2 separate regions of the Homo sapiens genome follow, and region 1 is linked to region 2. Evidence: chromatin loops called from intact Hi-C (ENCODE). Cell type or tissue: HepG2. All regions are shown on one strand. Links, peaks and the distances in the headings refer to the core of each region. The heading gives the core; the rest is flanking DNA. Region 1 overlaps PTPRB (protein tyrosine phosphatase receptor type B). Region 2 overlaps PTPRB (protein tyrosine phosphatase receptor type B).

Region 1 (8,342 bases), core at 45-8,044, 56 kb before region 2:
CTCCATAGAGAAGGTGAACAGTAAATACTAGCCACTATTATTACTCAGGCTTTCCCTCTAACACACTAGAGAAGTCTCTTTCAGAAATTGTTATGCACAGTCTTTTATATTAATGGTTTTTAGTACTACAAAGTCAACACATAATAAGCAAAAGGAAGAAAAATCACCTGTATTTCCATTACTTTGAGATACACATCATTAATACTTTGGTGTTTTTTTCTTTTAGTCTTTTTTTCCTGAGCATTTCTGTGTATATGCATATATACATTCTCACTTTTAACTGAAAGTGTTTTGTAGTAACTTATATTTTGGCCTGTGAAAACTCTTGATTTTAATGGTTTTCACTCACTATTTAGAAAATAATTCATTTTTAATAGAAAAAAATACTGTACTTCCACCTTCTTTTTAGATTAACCCCCTTTCAATCCATTCTTCTAGAGAGGTTGTACAATCCCTTTGATCCACATCAATTTTTGGTCACATAAAGATTAAGTTCCAAATGAAAATAAATGTTCCCCCCACCATCAGCCAATATCTCCCCATTAGAGGCTCTTGTAGGTGACATGGCAGTTGGTAGAACATGATGTAAAGGTTAGCCTTACCTGATTCAGTAGTGATGGGTAAAGAAAAAAATGTGTCTGAATAGAGTGGCTTTGTGAATTCCTTCAGGTCCTCATCAAAGAGCTGTGTAAAAGCTCGAATGCTGATTCTGAAAAGAAAACCGATTTATTTAAATATAAATTAGTTGTTGAACACAGTAGCTGAAAAATGTGTTCAAGGAGAAATAGGGCGGGTTCCTGGTCAGTGGGTAGCAGGGTAGAATATGAGTTATGGAATCGGATAGACCTGGGTTCATGCATTCATTCATCAATTTATTCATAAATATTTATTGAGCCCCTGCCACACGCCAATCACTGTTCTAGTAGCTGGGACTTTGCAAGGAACAAAACAAAGTCCCTGCCATTCCAGAGGTTACATTCTCATGGAGGAAGTCAGACAATAAACACACAAATATAATAAATCAGATGAGATGTGTGCTATGAAAAAGAAAAGAGCAGGGTAAGGAAGATGGAAAGCAATGGGAATAAAGCATGTGGGACTGCTTCATTCAGAATGGTAGTGATGAAGGCAGTGAGTGAGAAGTGTTGGATATATCAAAGGAAGAACTAAAAGATTTGCTGATGAATATAGAGTATGGATGATTCCACATGTTCTGGATGGGGAACAACTGGAAGAATGGAGGTGTCACCTACTAACATGAGGGAAAACTATTGAGAAGTAGACTGGGGGGTTTGGGAAGATCCAGACAGATCAGTTGTGGAGGAAGTAATTCCGAGATGCCCATTAGAGAAGTCAAGTGGCCCAAATATCAATATTATTGTTGTTGTTATTTTAACTTACATATCTTTTGGCACTATTTTCTAAAGATCATTTTATCTAAAAATATTCTAATATCATATTTATTGTCAACAGGAAATATTTGTTAAAGCACTGCTTTATAAATTGCTGAAGTTAAAAAGAGATGTATGGTCACTAGTCTTGGAAACTTGAAAGACAAAATACAAAGGAATCAGGCAAATAGCAAAATAAGAAAGCATATATACAATGGCAAATGAGGAATGGTAGAATATGGAGGAAACAGTGTGTGTGGGCATAGGAGGTGAGGTGGCTGGAGCAGAGAGCTCAATGAAGAGACTGCTGGGATAGTCAGGCCAAGGACACAGGGCCCTGGCCAGGAGCCCTGGCAATGAGAATGGAAAGAAGACTGTGAAAGGCACTGAGAGGAGGAACTAGATGGGGCCCAGACTGAAGAGAAGCAGGGGAGAATCAAGGATGGCCTAAGACTTGAGCTCATGTCACTCAAGAGAACAGTGGGATCATTGATAGAAATAAGGAGACAGGCTGGGAGCGGTGGCTCACGCCTGTAATCCCAGCACTTTGGGAGGCCAAGGCAGGCAGATCACCTGAGGTCAGGAGTTCGAGATCAGCCTGGCCAACGTGGCAAAACCCCGTCTCTACTAAAAATACAAAAATTAGCCAGGCATGGTGGCGGGCACCTGTAATCCTGGCTACTTGGGAGGCTGAGGCAGGAGAATCACTTGAACATGGGAGGTGGAGGCTGCAGTGAGCCAAGATCATGCCACTGCACTCCAGCCTGGGTGACAAAGCAGGACTCCACCTCAAAAAAAAAAAAAAAAATGACAGACTGGTGAAGGAGGATATGCTTTGCTTGGGATATACTCGATTTAGAGGGACAGTGAGGCATTGATTTACAACTATCCAGCTGACACTGGCATTATTCCAGTCACCTGAGCAGGAGAGTTGCTGAGGTGGCTGTCCACATGTCCATGTGGGATAGTGCCTGAAAATCAGCTGGTCCTAAATTCAATAAACAAGCAAGATGCAGCTACAAACACACAGATTTGTAACCTCTGCTTGAATGAGAAGCCTGTGATCCCTATCATAGGACCTAAGTTTCATGCTCTCTGCATAAGTCAGCCCAGTCTGGAGAGCTGCACTCAATTTCTGGGGGCATATTTTAGGATGAATTAGAGATCATTTGAGTGACTGACCTGAACAATGATAGAGAAGACTTCAAGGGACATAATATAGTTAGCTTCAGATTTAAGGAAGACTGCCATGTAGAAGAGGAAAACAACATGATTATTTTTCTTCTTGAAGGAAGAATTAGGCTCTGTAGGCTGAATTTATAAGGAAGGAGGAGTTTAGGAACATTAAGCTGTTTTCTAACATTAGAATATGAGCTGCCTCCTAGGTTGAGAGCTCCCAGTCACTGGGGGTTGGAAGATGGGAGTGGGATTCTAGTAGAGGCTGGAGGAGAAGCAGTCCCAGGGAGGCTGGAGGAGAAGCAGTCCCAGGGAAGCTGGAGGAGGGCATCGCTGCTCTAAGTTAAAGATTGGCTTGGGTGACTTCTTAAGTCCCTCCTACTGTGAAGATTCTCTAATTGAACTGATGGAGTATTAGGCTTGGTTTATGTGGGAAAACTTTTGCTAGTGTTAATTTCAATTCTATGAAAGTGACGAGAAGTACTCCTTTTTTTTTTTGTTTTTGTTTTTTTAAAATCTATATTTCTTGAACCCAAAGGTATCTGGGCATGTCCTGTGATAATGCTGAAGCGGTACTAGGCCAGGGCAAATTGTTCTGACCCTGCTCCCGCTTCTTCTGACTTATGCCCAGATCCGAGTGTAATCCTGTAAAATGAACATCAAGATGATATTGATAAATCACATCTATAACTTCCATCTCCAAAAGATCCATTCCAAGTCAAAAGGTGTTCTTCCAGGAATAACAGCCTGTTAATGGAAGTATATTGAGAAAGGTCCACAAAGGGAAACAAGTAGTCACCACACATTAAAGGGGAAGGTGAGGAGTTGGTGTGTTTTGCTAATTTTGGAAGGCAGCTATGCTAACCACCATAACACCAATGCCTTGGCAAATATGTTGCTAATTTATTATACATTTGGAAATTCAGTGTCTCTCTGATAAGAGTTTCTTATTTATAAGTGTGGAAATACTTTTTTTCTTTTTCTTTCTTTTCTTTCCTTCCTTTTTTTTTTTTTTTTTTTTGAGACAGGGTCTTGCTCTGTCACCAGGTTGGAATGCACACTGCAACCTCCACCTCCCAAGCTCAAGTGATCCTCCAACCCCAGCCTCCTGAGTAGCTGGGATTACAAGTGCACACTACCATGGCCAGCTAATTTTTGTATTTTTATTACAGATGGGGTTTTGCCATGTTGCCCAGGCTAGTCTTGAACTCCTGGGCTCAAGCTATCTGCCTGTCTTGGCCTCCCAAAGTGCTCGGATTACAAGTGTGAGCCATCGCGCCCAGCCATAAGGACTTTTTCAAACATGTTTCTGTTTGATCATGTTCAACCTCTCCAATATAATAAAGAAGTTTATTATATTACTTCAGAGGTTTGGAACCTGAAGCTAGGAGAGAGTCCATGTCTTCTCGAAGATCACACAGAAAGATATGAACGAAAACTGAACTTCATATTTCTGGCTCCTAGTGCAGATCTCTTTTCTTATTTCCTCATGGCTTAATTTTTGGTTAAAAGCAATGACTTCTGGCTGGGCACAGTGGCTCATGCCTGTAATTCCAGCAATTTGGGAGGCCAAGGCAGGCAGATCACATGAGGCCAAGAATTTGAGGCCAGCCTGGCCAACACGGTGAAACCCCATCTCTATTAAAAATACAAAAATTAGCCAGGCCCGTGTGATGCGTGCCTGTAGTCCCAGCTACTTGGGAGGCTGAGGCATGAGAATTGCTTGAATCTAAAAAGTGGAGGTTGCAGTGAGCTGAGATCACACCACTGCACTCCAGCCTGGGCAACACAGCAAGACTCTCTCTCTCTCTCTCTCTCTCTCTCTCACACACACACACACACACACACACACACACACACACACGCCATGACTTTTGTAGGAAGGATGAAAAAAGCCTGGGCTAGGAACAAGAGGATCTGAAGTCTAGTTCTCACTCTTACTCCATTGCTGGCTACTTGAATGGTCCCTAAAGTTCTTTATGACTCATCTGTAAAATAAAAGCATTGGCTATAACAACCTTGACATGGTCTGCTCTGAAACCACAAGTGTAAACACAAAGTACTGAATGAATGCAGATAAAAAGGACCTTTAGGAAGGAGATAATTACCTAGTATAGGTTCAGCTTAAAATTAATGGGTTATCAGGCACTCTTCCCTTAAAACTTTTCCAAAAATGAATATCACAACTACTTTCCCCAGCCCAGCACTTAGCACCCACCCACAGTCCTCTCTCGTCCTATCATCCCAGTCTACTCCTTTTTATTCACCCTCTGTTTGAAACTGGACTGTTTGTTCTTCTCTAAACAATTTGTGTATTTAAACCTCCACGCTTTGACTCCCACTATTCATTCCACATTGAATCTCCTTCTGTCCCTATCTGGGTATTTCTAAATCCTTTCCTATGTTTTAATTCCTGTGTTTTAATACATCCTTTGAGAAGCCTTCTGAACCTTCACAGAATTTATTTTCCTTTATTCCTTATGTCCTTCAACATTTCTGCCTCTATTTTGCAGATGTGGCTTCTTTCTGTCTCCACATTGTAAGCTTCTTGAAGGCAGTGGCTCCACCTTATTTATCTATCACCCAACAACACGTATTGCCAGATAAGGCAATAAAATGTGCTGAATATATTATAGAAAGATAATTATGAATATGACACAATAACAAGACACTATTTTTAATGAACAAATATCTGATAGATTTTTTTCCACTTTAAATGTGTCCAGAATCAGAATTCTATAGCAGAAAGTTAGAGATCATGTGGTTCAATTTCCTTCCTTTGAAGAAAACGAGGTCAGGAGAAGCTGACCACCTTACTATGGTCACACTGCTCTTCTATTTAGAATAAAAACAAAACCAGACCAGCACTTTCCTAACCTTCCAACTCTCTCTCACCATAATGATCTGCCCTTTCTCTTTCCATATGGAACAATGGAATAAAACATATGAATCATAGGAACCCAACAATGAATGAAACACATTATATCTGTTGACATAATAAACTTGCGTATCAGCTAAACCTAGCATTTCCCATTTCTCAATCCTAATTATTCTTTTACCGTGCTATTTCCTGTCCACCTATTCGCTTTGGAAAAAAGGATGCCTAACAACAAGGAGGGTCACTGTGGTAATGACTGTCTTGAGACAGGCAGAATTCTGACTGGACTGAGTTCAGCAGCCACCACGCAAGAGGCTGATTTGCATGTGGTTCTCTGATGTGCTTTGGGAGACGACACCTCCTCTCATCAAGCATTATCTGTCTGGCATGCTTTTAACAGGACTGAAGTAAACATATATATTGGAGAAATATAGGAAAGGTGTGTTCTGAAAAACAAATATGTACACAGAGATGATGAAGCCATAACACGAATGTGTTACATCCTTAGAGCATCTTGGCTCATTCCCGTATTTGTTCATAAACATTTCACAAGCACATCCTTTGTGCCAGGAACTTGCCATATTGTTTTGTAACCAATGACACATCTGTCTCCCCTGTTGGACTGTGAGTTCTTGCAGTCTAGTAAAGAGGGCAGGTAATTCGATAAAGGGTTAAAAGCCACTGTAAATGTAGGATTAGAGGAATGTAGGCAGACGGTGATGGGGACGTGGACATGGGGCTGATGGAGCACCCAACTGCCCAGCTGTGGGCTGACAGGATAGTGTGGGTGGTTGAGGGTTGAGCTGGCTTTTGAAGTGTACAGAGAATTCGCCAGCCAGATAAGAGCGGAACGCATCTGAGAGTGAAAAGATTATGCAAAGGCTCAGGCGTATAAAAGAACCATGTCACATTCAGGAACTCTGAGGAGTGAGGAGTAGCAAGAGAGCAGTGGGTACTTGGAGCAAATACGATTGGAGACAAGGCTGGTGAGGCAGGCGGGAGAAAGCAGGGCTCAGTGTGCCCTGTACTGGAATCTGCTCTTGCTCTGGTAAGTGAATGGGAACTATGGGGAAACCTTAATTTAGAAGGGACATGACTAGGTTTGATCTGTCACATACTCAGGACTACTACTTAGGACAACCTTATGGAGCTTTGCAGGTGAGGAAGATGAGGATTAGAGAATTGAAATGCTGCTTACACAGTTAAAAAGTGGCAGAGCTGGAACTCAAATGCAGGGGCTCTTCCAAAGACCTCCGCAGTTACTATGGGTGCTGGGAGATTGGTGGGCTCTGGTCCAGACACAAATTTTTTATAGCTTCTTACTCTCTTTGAAATTTAGTAATGAGTTATCTTCACCCCTCCCCTTTCCATAAGTAAACAAACTAAATCAGCTTCAGTTTTCCAACTCAAAAAGAAAATAGCCCTTAGGTGACTTTTGCTTGAGTTTCCTTGAGCCCAGGTAACCAAGGAGCTGAGGAATCTCTTGAATCTTTTTTTTTTTCTTTTTTATTTTTTAGATGGAGTCTTGCTCTGTCGCCCAGGCTGGAGTACAGTGGCATGATCTCAGCTTACTGCAACCTCCACCTCTAGGGTTCAAGCAATTCTCCTGCCTCAGCTTCCCAAGTAGCTGGGATTACAGGCGTGCACCACCGTGCCTGGCCAACTTTTGTGTTTTTAGTAGAGACGGAGTTTTACCATGTTGGCCAGGCTAGTCTTGAACTCCTGACCTCAAGTGATTCGCCCACCTCGGCCTCCCAAAGTGCTGGGATTACAGGCGTGAGCCTCCACGCCCAGCCGCATCTCTTGATTCTTACAGGAACTGATAAATCCTGGTTTTCTGATCTTTCATGTTTCTCCCTTGTTCTTCTGAAATCTTGTTTCCTTTAGGTAGGCTTGTATGGTCTCTTTTTGAAGTAAGTATGACTAAAAAGTTTGTGTTTGTTTAATCTGGAGGTGCTGACCTTGCCTGGGAGGTAACAGTAACTGTCTGGTGAGTCCTGGGTAAAGGTAGCTTTACAGAGTTCCTGCCAAAAATGAGTGCTTTGTTTTAGGAAAAACATCTGTCTGACTTTTTTGATGTGAGGGAGGGGCTAAGAACTCTCTTGGGTGTAACAGTACGTCATAGTCTCCTTTTGGAAGTGGCAGGAGAGTTTTTTTTTCTACTGAGACCTAGGAGTGATACTTCAAATATGTGAGAACCAATAAGACCTCAGCATCAACAAAGCAGAACGAACACTGGCCCATGGAAAACCTAATTTACTGCCATATTGGTTAGGTATCAGCTCTTCCAACACCCAACAGAGAAGGTACATCCTCTGCAGAAGTAATAATGTTGGATGTCAGTAGCTCTATATCCAAGATGGTAGCCTAGGTTCCCTTTCTCTTGAGGATGCTGATTGGGATGCTATATACTTCTGCTTGTACCTGCTTTCTGAAAACACAGTGCAGAACAAGAGCACTGCCAATTCCTAGGGCCGAAGGGCCTAGTGACTGCAGTGATGTTTCCTGGAGCCAAAGCCAGACAGCTGCTCCTTTTCATTAGTCATCTCCATGGGGAAAAAAGGGTGTTCCCATTCATTCAGGGGTCTTTGCCTTCCAGAGTTCTGTCTGGAGCAAAGAGCGCTTCCATCTTTAGATGCCTTAGAAGGTAAATAAGTGAGTATAATTTCAGTTCACATTATAAGTAGAAGATATAACTTCATATTGTTTTTGGATCTCCCTAAACTCAGTCATTTTATTTGGAAATTTTTACAATAATGAGCAAAGTAAAGTATTGGACTCATATTTAGAAAGTTGTAGAAGGGCCAGGCATGGTGGCTCACACCTGTAATCCCAGCACTTTGGGAGGCCAAGGCAGGCAGATCACTTGAGGCCAGGAGTTGGAGACCAGCCTGGCC
Region 2 (8,342 bases), core at 94-8,093:
GAGGCTATAGTGCATCATAATAGTGCCTGTGAATAGCTACTGCACTTCAGCCTGGGCAACATAGAAAGACCCTGTTTTTTTTTTTTTTTTAATGTTATTTAGAAAGAGAAAGAAAGCTATATTTATAGCACAAATGATATTTGCTTCTTAATTGTTTTTGTGACAGCATGGTCATTAAAACATTAGTATTTATTGATATAGAAATGTCTAGACTCTTTAGAATTAGAAGTGATTGTATTTGCTATAGAAATAAATTCAACCTTATAACAAAAAGGGCAGCCAATCCATGAGTTGGTGCCAAAAGCTTTTCTTAAAGGCACGACAGCACCACATTACATCTGTATAGGACCTGATAATCTACAACATGCTTTCTCAGTTGGAATAGGGGCTCAGAGACATTAAATGACTCACTCGTGTTGTATAGGAACAGGTAGTAAAGTTGAGCTTCCAATACCTGTCTCTAAATCCTGTTTTCTCTCTATCACACCTTAGCTGTCCTAGTGTGGGAAATGATGTCATGAATTGCATATTCAGTGTAATGACAAAAAATAAAAATAGATGTCTACGGAAAATGATAGGCATATTTATAGAATTTTTCAGATGTTGGTTTGCTACTGTAGCATAGTCAAAATGAGTAACAACAGTAGTAACAGCTAAATCTAATTCTGTGAGCATGAAAGTTCCCTTTTCGAAAATAATATTTTTCTTGCCTGTTCCCTTTTTTCCTTATTTTATTGCCTTTACCTGGAGTCCCTTCATTTTGTGTTGGATTACTTTGAAAGCCTTCTAAGTGTCTTCCTTATTTTCTTTTGAGACAGGGCCTTGCTCTGTCACCCGGGCTGGAGTCCAGTGACGTGATCATGGCTCACTGCAGTCTCAACCTCCTGGGCTCAAGTGATTCTCCCACCTCAGCCTCATGAGTAGCCAGGACCACAGGTGCACACCACCATGCCCAGCTAATTTTTGTATTTTCTTTTTTTTTTGAGATGGAGTCTAGCTCTGTCGCTGAGGCTGGAGTGCAGTGGCATGATCTCGGCTCACTGCAACCTCCGCCTCCTGGGTTCAAGCGATTCTCCTGCCTCAGCCTCCTGAGTAGCTGGGATTACAGGCGCCTGCCACCACGCCCAGCTAATTTTTATATTTTTAGTAGAGATAGGGTTTCATTGTGTTGGCCAGGCTGGTCTCGAACTCCTGACCTCGTGATCCACCCGCCTTGGACTCCCAAAGTGCTGGGATTACAAGCATGAGCTAGCGTGCCCAGCCTAATTTTTGTATTATTTTGTAGAGATAGGGTTTCGCCATGTTGCCCCAGCTGGTCTCAAACTCCTGAGCTCACATGATCCTCCCACCTTAGCCTCCCAAAGTGCTGGGATTGCATGCGAACCACCACGCCCCGCCTCTTCCTTATTTTCCGTCTTTCCTCCATGATTGCCAAATAATCTCTTTGTACATCTGCCCCATCTGTCATCTTCATTCCCCTTGAAGCATCAAAAACTTTTCATGAGTTTCTATTTCAGGATAAAGTCTAAGTTTCTTTCTAGGCACTTGAGTTCTTCTCAAACTGGATTTTATCCCTGCCTCCCAACCAAACAACAGCATCTTTACAGAAATTGGGATACCAATCTAGTAACAAGCAGAGTGGTGAGGAGACTTGATTGGAACTGCATTTATGTAGCATTTTATGTAAAATGGAGTAAACATCCACTATTCATATGAAATAATTGGAGGATTACTTGTAAAAATCAGGGTGGGATGGGGCAAAAAACCAAACCATCCTTTGGTGCAGGTTTTTGAAAATGAGAAGAAAAACAAAACGGAAAAGAATTGTGCACAACCTCCAGTTAATTAAATACATTTCTAGAGAGGTAATTTCTTTTTTTCTTTTTTCTTTTTTTTTTTTTTTTTTTGAGATGGAGTCTCACTCTGTCACCCAGGCTGGAGTGCAGTGGCATGATCTTGGCTCACTGCAAGCTCCGCCTCCCAGGTCCTGCCATTCCCCTGCCTCAGCCTCCCGAGTAGCTGGGACTACAGGCGCCCGCCACCACGCCCGGCTAAGTTTTTTTTTTGTATTTTTAGTAGAGACGGGGTTTCACCGTGTTAGCCAGGATGGTCTTGATCTCCTGATGTTGTGATCTGCCCACCTCGGCCTCCCAAAGTGCTGGGATTACAGGCGTGAGCCACCGCATCTAGCTGAGAGATAATTTCTTTTACTTTGTTATTATTGCTGTTTGACAATAGTCAGTTTTCTGGCTTACTTTAAAGATGATGCATTAAATTATGCTAATACATCAGGTTGCTGTGCATTTAATGTAACATCTGTATACACTAGATCTAAAATTAGAAGCTCACTTTTAGTGAATATTAGAGAACCATGTCAGCACTGAGGGCACCCAGACAACTTAACAAGACTAATGCACCCTCATCCCCATGATATTCTTCAGTAGTTCCAGCCCAATTATTTAATATCAATAACTGAGGCTTTTTCAATATTATCTAAAATGCTGTATAAATGCAATATACAGAGAAGTCCCCTGGACCCCTCTTCTAATCAGATTGCTGTCCAAAAGCCTTCTTATGTAGAAATTCATGAGCTGTCACTTGATATGTACTTCTAAACCTGGACATCTAGGCATTAAGGCATTATTGTTAATGTTAGATGTGATAATTATATTGTGGTTATTACTCAGAGATGTAGACTGAAATATTTACAAGTGAAATGAAATAATCACGACTTGGATTGTATCAAAATGATGTGCAGTGGGGGAGTGGGTGGGGATATAGATGAAACAAGGTTGGCCATAAATTGGTAATTATTGAAGGAAGGTGATGAGTACATGGTAGTTCATTATACTATCCTTTTTTACCCTTTTAGGTACTGAGTTTTTCCATATAAAAGGAAGAAAACACAATATCAAAAACAAAAATCCCTGCAAACCTAGATATATACTTACTGTGTTCATTTTAGTTTCATATTATATGTTTAGGGGTATATGCATCTTAATTTATACACATTCATACATATAGAATGGGATTTGTTTCTCCTACCAGGTCAGAAAAATCTAATATTATCTTTTATTCCCAGGGGGATTCCAGCAAACTGGCATCTAGGAATGGAAGGCAAACAGTTTTCCTTTGTTTTTTTTTTGTTTGTTTTTTTCATTCTGTCCAGACAAATTAGATTTTATTTCTTCCTAGCTAATGTGTAAAGTGCCATGCCTACCAACAGAAGTCAGACTAATAGAGAAATATTTCTAGGCACATAAAGGAAGACCAATTTCAGAGAACTGGGCTGGTTCATTCCATATAGGTAGCTCAGCTTGACCTTAAAATTCCTGAAATAAATGAACTGTAAATGGCTGATTACAAAATACTGAAGTCATCACCAAAAGTTCAACACAATCAGAGATCAATAGTGACTCGCAATTGCTTCACACTAAAACATATTTAACCATTATTCTATTTTTGTGTATGCTAAGTATATATATATTTAAAAGATTTTATAAGATATTTGGTCCTCTTTAAAAGGACTTGACTTTGAAAAATAATAAAATAACACGTGGTAATTTGAAAAAGCTAATGCCAACTTAAAAATAATATACTTTTCGCAGAGTAGTGGAAAGAATACTGGAGTTGGAGCCAGTAAACCAGAGTTCAAGTTCTGACTCTATTGTATGTTAGCTGTGTGAATTCGTAAACATTGTCAGTTAATTCTTATGAAGACCAATCTCATCTCCAACCTGGAAGTAATAATAGGAAACTCACTACACACTTCATATGTGACAAAAGCTTTTCTAGATTTGATGTATGAACCAATGAAAACCTCATAACAACCCCATGAGTTATTGTTATACTATCCCCATTTTGTAGGTTTGGAAACAGACCTGGAAGTGTTAAATAACTTGCCCAAAATAACGTGGCTAGTAAGCGGTAGAGGCAGTCTACCTTCAAAACTCAACTCTTAGTCTCTATGCAAACTGCCCTTTCACAATACCCCCTCCACAGGGTTGCCATGAGAATAAAATTAGGCTATAGATGGTCAGTATAATATGTATTTCATACTGTTACCAATTAAACATAATATGTGGTAGTCTTTTATATGCTATAAAAGCACAAAACAGGCTGGCCACAGAGGCTCAAAACCAGCCTGAGCAACATAGGGAGACCCCATCTCTACAAATAATTTAAAAAACTAGCTGGGTGTGGTATTGGGTACCTGTAGTCCCAGCCACTCAGGAGGCTGAGGCAGGAGAATTGCCTGAGCCTGGGAGGTCAAGGCTGCAGTGAGCTGTGATTGTGCCACTGCACTCCAGCCTGGGTAACAGAGCAAGATCCTGTCTGAAAAAAATTAAAAAAATAAAATAAAATTTTAAAGAAGCACAAAACAAATACTAGAGTACTCTTCTCTTCCTGGGAAAGATAATAAATACTCCTAGGCATTATAGATTTGATCATGCATTAAGAAGAATTGTATCAAAATCTTAATGCCAACAAATAATAGAAAAATTATGTCAATAGTTCTTAAACTTGTGTGCATCGATTCACTCTGATATTTGTTTAAAATGCAGATTCCCTCAGCTCTATTCCTTCTAAATTCTAATTCTTTCCATGTGGGGTAGAAACCAAGAATATGTTTTCATAACCAGCTCTGCAAGATATTTCGATGCAGGTAACCTACAGATATTAAGAAATGATGGCTTATGTTTAAAACTATAGAAGTATTAGGGGATGAATTGTGTCCCCACCAAATTTATATGTTGAAACCCTAAACCCCAGTACCTCAGTATGTGGAGATACGGCCTTTAAAGAGGTGATTAAGTTAAAATGGGGCCATTAGAGCGGGCCCTAAGCCAATATGACTGGTGTTCTTATGAGAAGACATTAACAGACAGACAACAGAAACAGAGGTACCACTATATGAGGACATGCAAAAAGGTGCCATTTGCAGGCCAAGGAGAGGCCTCAGAAGAAACTAAACCTGCAGACACCTTCGCCTTGGACTTCTAGCCTCCAGGATTGTGAGAAAATAAATTTCTGTTGTTTAAGCCACCTAGAGTCAGGGGTATTTTGTTAAGACACTCCTAGTAAACCAATACAATAAGAAGTGGAAATAATAGCTGATATGGTGATTCAACAATTAACGTTCCTAAAATGTTTTTTATTAAAGACAAGTTAGCCATATTAAAATAATTAAAATCATTTGAGAGGTTTTGTTTTTTATTTTTCTAGGCTGACTAATAAGTAGCTGAAACTGACTTAACAAGAGGGAAAATGCTTTTAAAATATTATTTCTACAGGTAAAGTTATCTACCACTACAACTCTTCCCTGGGCTCTGTAATCTACCCATAATCCAATGAGAATAGAATATATTTTTAGTATATGTACATTCTCTCACTAAAATATTAATTTCATTCATTCACATCTACATGCTTATCTGTATCTATATATTGGTCTATCTATCTCTTCTACTCATCATCCGTGCCCAGATCCACCATTCATCCATCTTTCCATTCATCCATCTATCCATCCATTTAATCAGTATTTACGGAACACCTACCATGTATTAGATGCCATTTAAGTACTGAAAACCTACTTCTTATTGCCAGACAAATAAATGCTCCCTAAAATTTTCAAATGAAAACCACAAAGTAGAAGTCACAAATTCAAATGTCTTTAGAATGCATTCAGGTAAGGAAATGAATGAAGTGGTATTCCAGTGAGTTGGTATCTAAAAGGAGAAGACACAAGTCAGCTCTAGAGAGTTTTAGGCACAGTTTTGCCAAATCTTCCAAAATTTTAAGAGAATCCATACATTTGGGTTTTAATGTGAATTTTTGATTTTTAATGCTGGTGAAATGATCTGGATGTTTTCACAAACACTACATGAGCCAAACACAACATAGTTATTATTTAGACACCTAGCTATCTCTAGAGGCTACCAGTTTGCAACCTCTGCTCTAGACTCTGAGTACAGTCTTCAAAAGTGCCAAGTTTAAGAAGAGCTCTACAAGAAGTGAAAAAAAAATGCCAACTTATTCCATATCTGGTATGTTCATTGTCTGATTTCTGGTGAGTTCACACTAAATACTTTGGCTTTCAAAGGATATTCTTGTTGCGTTGACCGTTTAATGACCAAGTAAACCTGAGAATTGCCAAATATCTTGTCCTCTATGGTTATGAAAGCATGGCATACATGAGGCAGAGTAAAGTCCTCATCCAGAAAAGATGAGATAAAGCTCTGTTGCCACTTTCATCATAACCGTCTCTCACCTCTGCACGAGACAACAAGGTCAGGAACCACTTTTTGTTAGTCATCTTTATAAGCTTACTAATCACTACCTGGCATAGTTCCCAACAGTATTATGTTTGATACATGTGCACTGAACTGGGTTTAAATCCATTATGTTCTTCGATTCTGATTTTAAATCTGGAATGGAAAATGACTATTGCTGAAATATTGCCCATTTAATTCAATTTTTTTATCCTTAAGGTCGTGTCTATATGACATGAAAATAATGAGCTATTTTAGACAGTTTATCAGGAAAAATAATCAGGCCAGTCACATTTGGAATGATATAGAGATCATCTAAGCAACAACTATATTTCTATCCAAATCATGTCTTGCTCTCATTCTATTTTGTTTTAGACTGATAAGACAGGCATAATAGAATAAAGAAAGCACAGATATTTTCAATTACTTTTTTGTTTGAAGTTTGTCTGAGTTTGAATATTATACTAGTTGGCATTGCTTTAATAACAGTAAAATATGATTTATGCATCTCATCTCTATAGCTCAGCAATTAACATAGGGGAATACTAGTACTTTGTATTAACTAAGTGAACAATTCACATATGTCCTTAAAATGTAGAAAGAACTACTGACAAATAAATAACAACCGACTAAAAAATTCCTCCCTGAAACAATTTTTAAAATATCTTATTTAAAAAAGTAATTTAAATCTAAACAACCATCATACAAATACATGTGGGAAATTTATCATTATGCAAATACCACCTGCAACTTTCATGCTTCACATTTATCATGCAGCTCATAATATTTGTAGACAAGTAAAGTGTGTCTCTTTAAGAAAAATGGTGAGAACCCTGAATGCTAGCACATTGTGGATGCTGATGAAGTCTTGTTTCACTCAACATGGTCAATAAAATGCAAGTATTTCTTACATTTCAGAAATGCCTCTGGACTTGAATACCTACTTGCATAATTAAACTCAAAGCCTATTCTAACTAATTACACCCACAGTAAGTCCTTTTCCATTACTGTTTTTCCAAAAAGTAAATCCTCTGGTTTAAACAACCATATTCTGGCTTCTTAAAGGTCTTAATCTTTTCTCCAACAAACTTCTGAAAGCTCAGCCTGCTTTTACAAATTGCTCTGCTCCACTGAACACATACACTAGTTGGCCAGATGCCTTTCTAAACACAATTAACACATCTGTAAGTTCTATGTTATGTATTTCACAGTATTAGCAATATGAGTATTTATAAGAACTATCCTGTAATATTAAGAAACCAACAACATTTGGACTAAAAACCCAGCCTTTCAACTTTTGTAAAATGTTCTAATTATGTGGTCTATTTCAGGCTCTCTGATTCCATATTAGAAACCACCAGATTCATTTTCCTTTTCTTTTTTTTTTTTTTTTTGAGACAGAGTCTCCTCTGTTGCCCAGGCTGGAGTGCAGTGGCACAATCTGGCTTCTCTGCCTCCTGGGCTCAAGCAATTCTCTGCCTCAGCCTCCCAAGTAGCTGGGATTACAGGCGCCCGCCACCACACCAGGCGAATTTTTTATTTATTTATTTGTTTTATTTTTAGTAGAGACGAGGTTTTGCCATGTTGACCAAGGTGGTCTTGAACTCCTGACCTCATGATCCACCTGCCTCAGCCTCCCAAAGTGCTGCGATTACAGGTGTGAGCCACTGCGCCCAGTCAGAGAAACCACCAGATTCTTAACAAGCGATTTCTCTTTTCAACTTAAGATGCTGCAAATCTCAGATATCATCTAAAAGTTTCATCTGAAGTAAGTTAAGTGATGTAATTGGGCATTTTGATTTTTTTCTTTGAAAAAAAAAGATAATATCTAGTTGACTTACTACATGAGCCCAGTTAAATTCTCTGAAACTGCTGCACCTGCCTTTAGAGCTGAAAGTTCTCACACCTCTTTGAAGAACTGTAGCAAAAGAAATGATCCTGTTTCAGGTTGAAATGTGAAAGAATACTAAGGGCAACACATTTCTAAATTTGACTTTTAAAATTTTAACATAAATTTGAATCTCTGGATGAAGGTAAGGATACACTGTTGCAACAAATAGAGATAATGAAGAC

The links. A loop is a pair of places that touch in the nucleus more often than their neighbours do. Peaks named below come from ENCODE experiments on the same cell type or tissue, not always from the same donor. Only the 100,000 strongest peaks of a DNase experiment are listed, where the experiment ranks them.
Region 1: a loop joins it to region 2, with 12 times the contacts of the local background. A loop is called at or near these places in 1 of 110 quality-filtered maps.

The regions. Positions count from the first base shown.
Region 1 is chr12:70,543,955-70,552,296 of GRCh38, forward strand. PTPRB (protein tyrosine phosphatase receptor type B) reads right to left here. Exons shown (of 34, transcript NM_001109754.4): 22 at 603-709. All of the region lies in intron 6 of PTPRB-AS1 (PTPRB antisense RNA 1), which reads left to right. Among named protein-coding and RNA genes, the nearest start is that of PTPRB-AS1, 80 kb to the left of the region's middle. In HepG2, for the core only: no CTCF peak of the experiment used is centred there; DNase peaks (open chromatin) are centred at 4,547, 6,077 and 7,387.
Region 2 is chr12:70,599,903-70,608,244 of GRCh38, forward strand. All of the region lies in intron 4 of PTPRB (protein tyrosine phosphatase receptor type B), which reads right to left. Among named protein-coding and RNA genes, the nearest start is that of PTPRB, 33 kb to the right of the region's middle. In HepG2, for the core only: no CTCF peak of the experiment used is centred there; no DNase peak of the experiment used is centred there.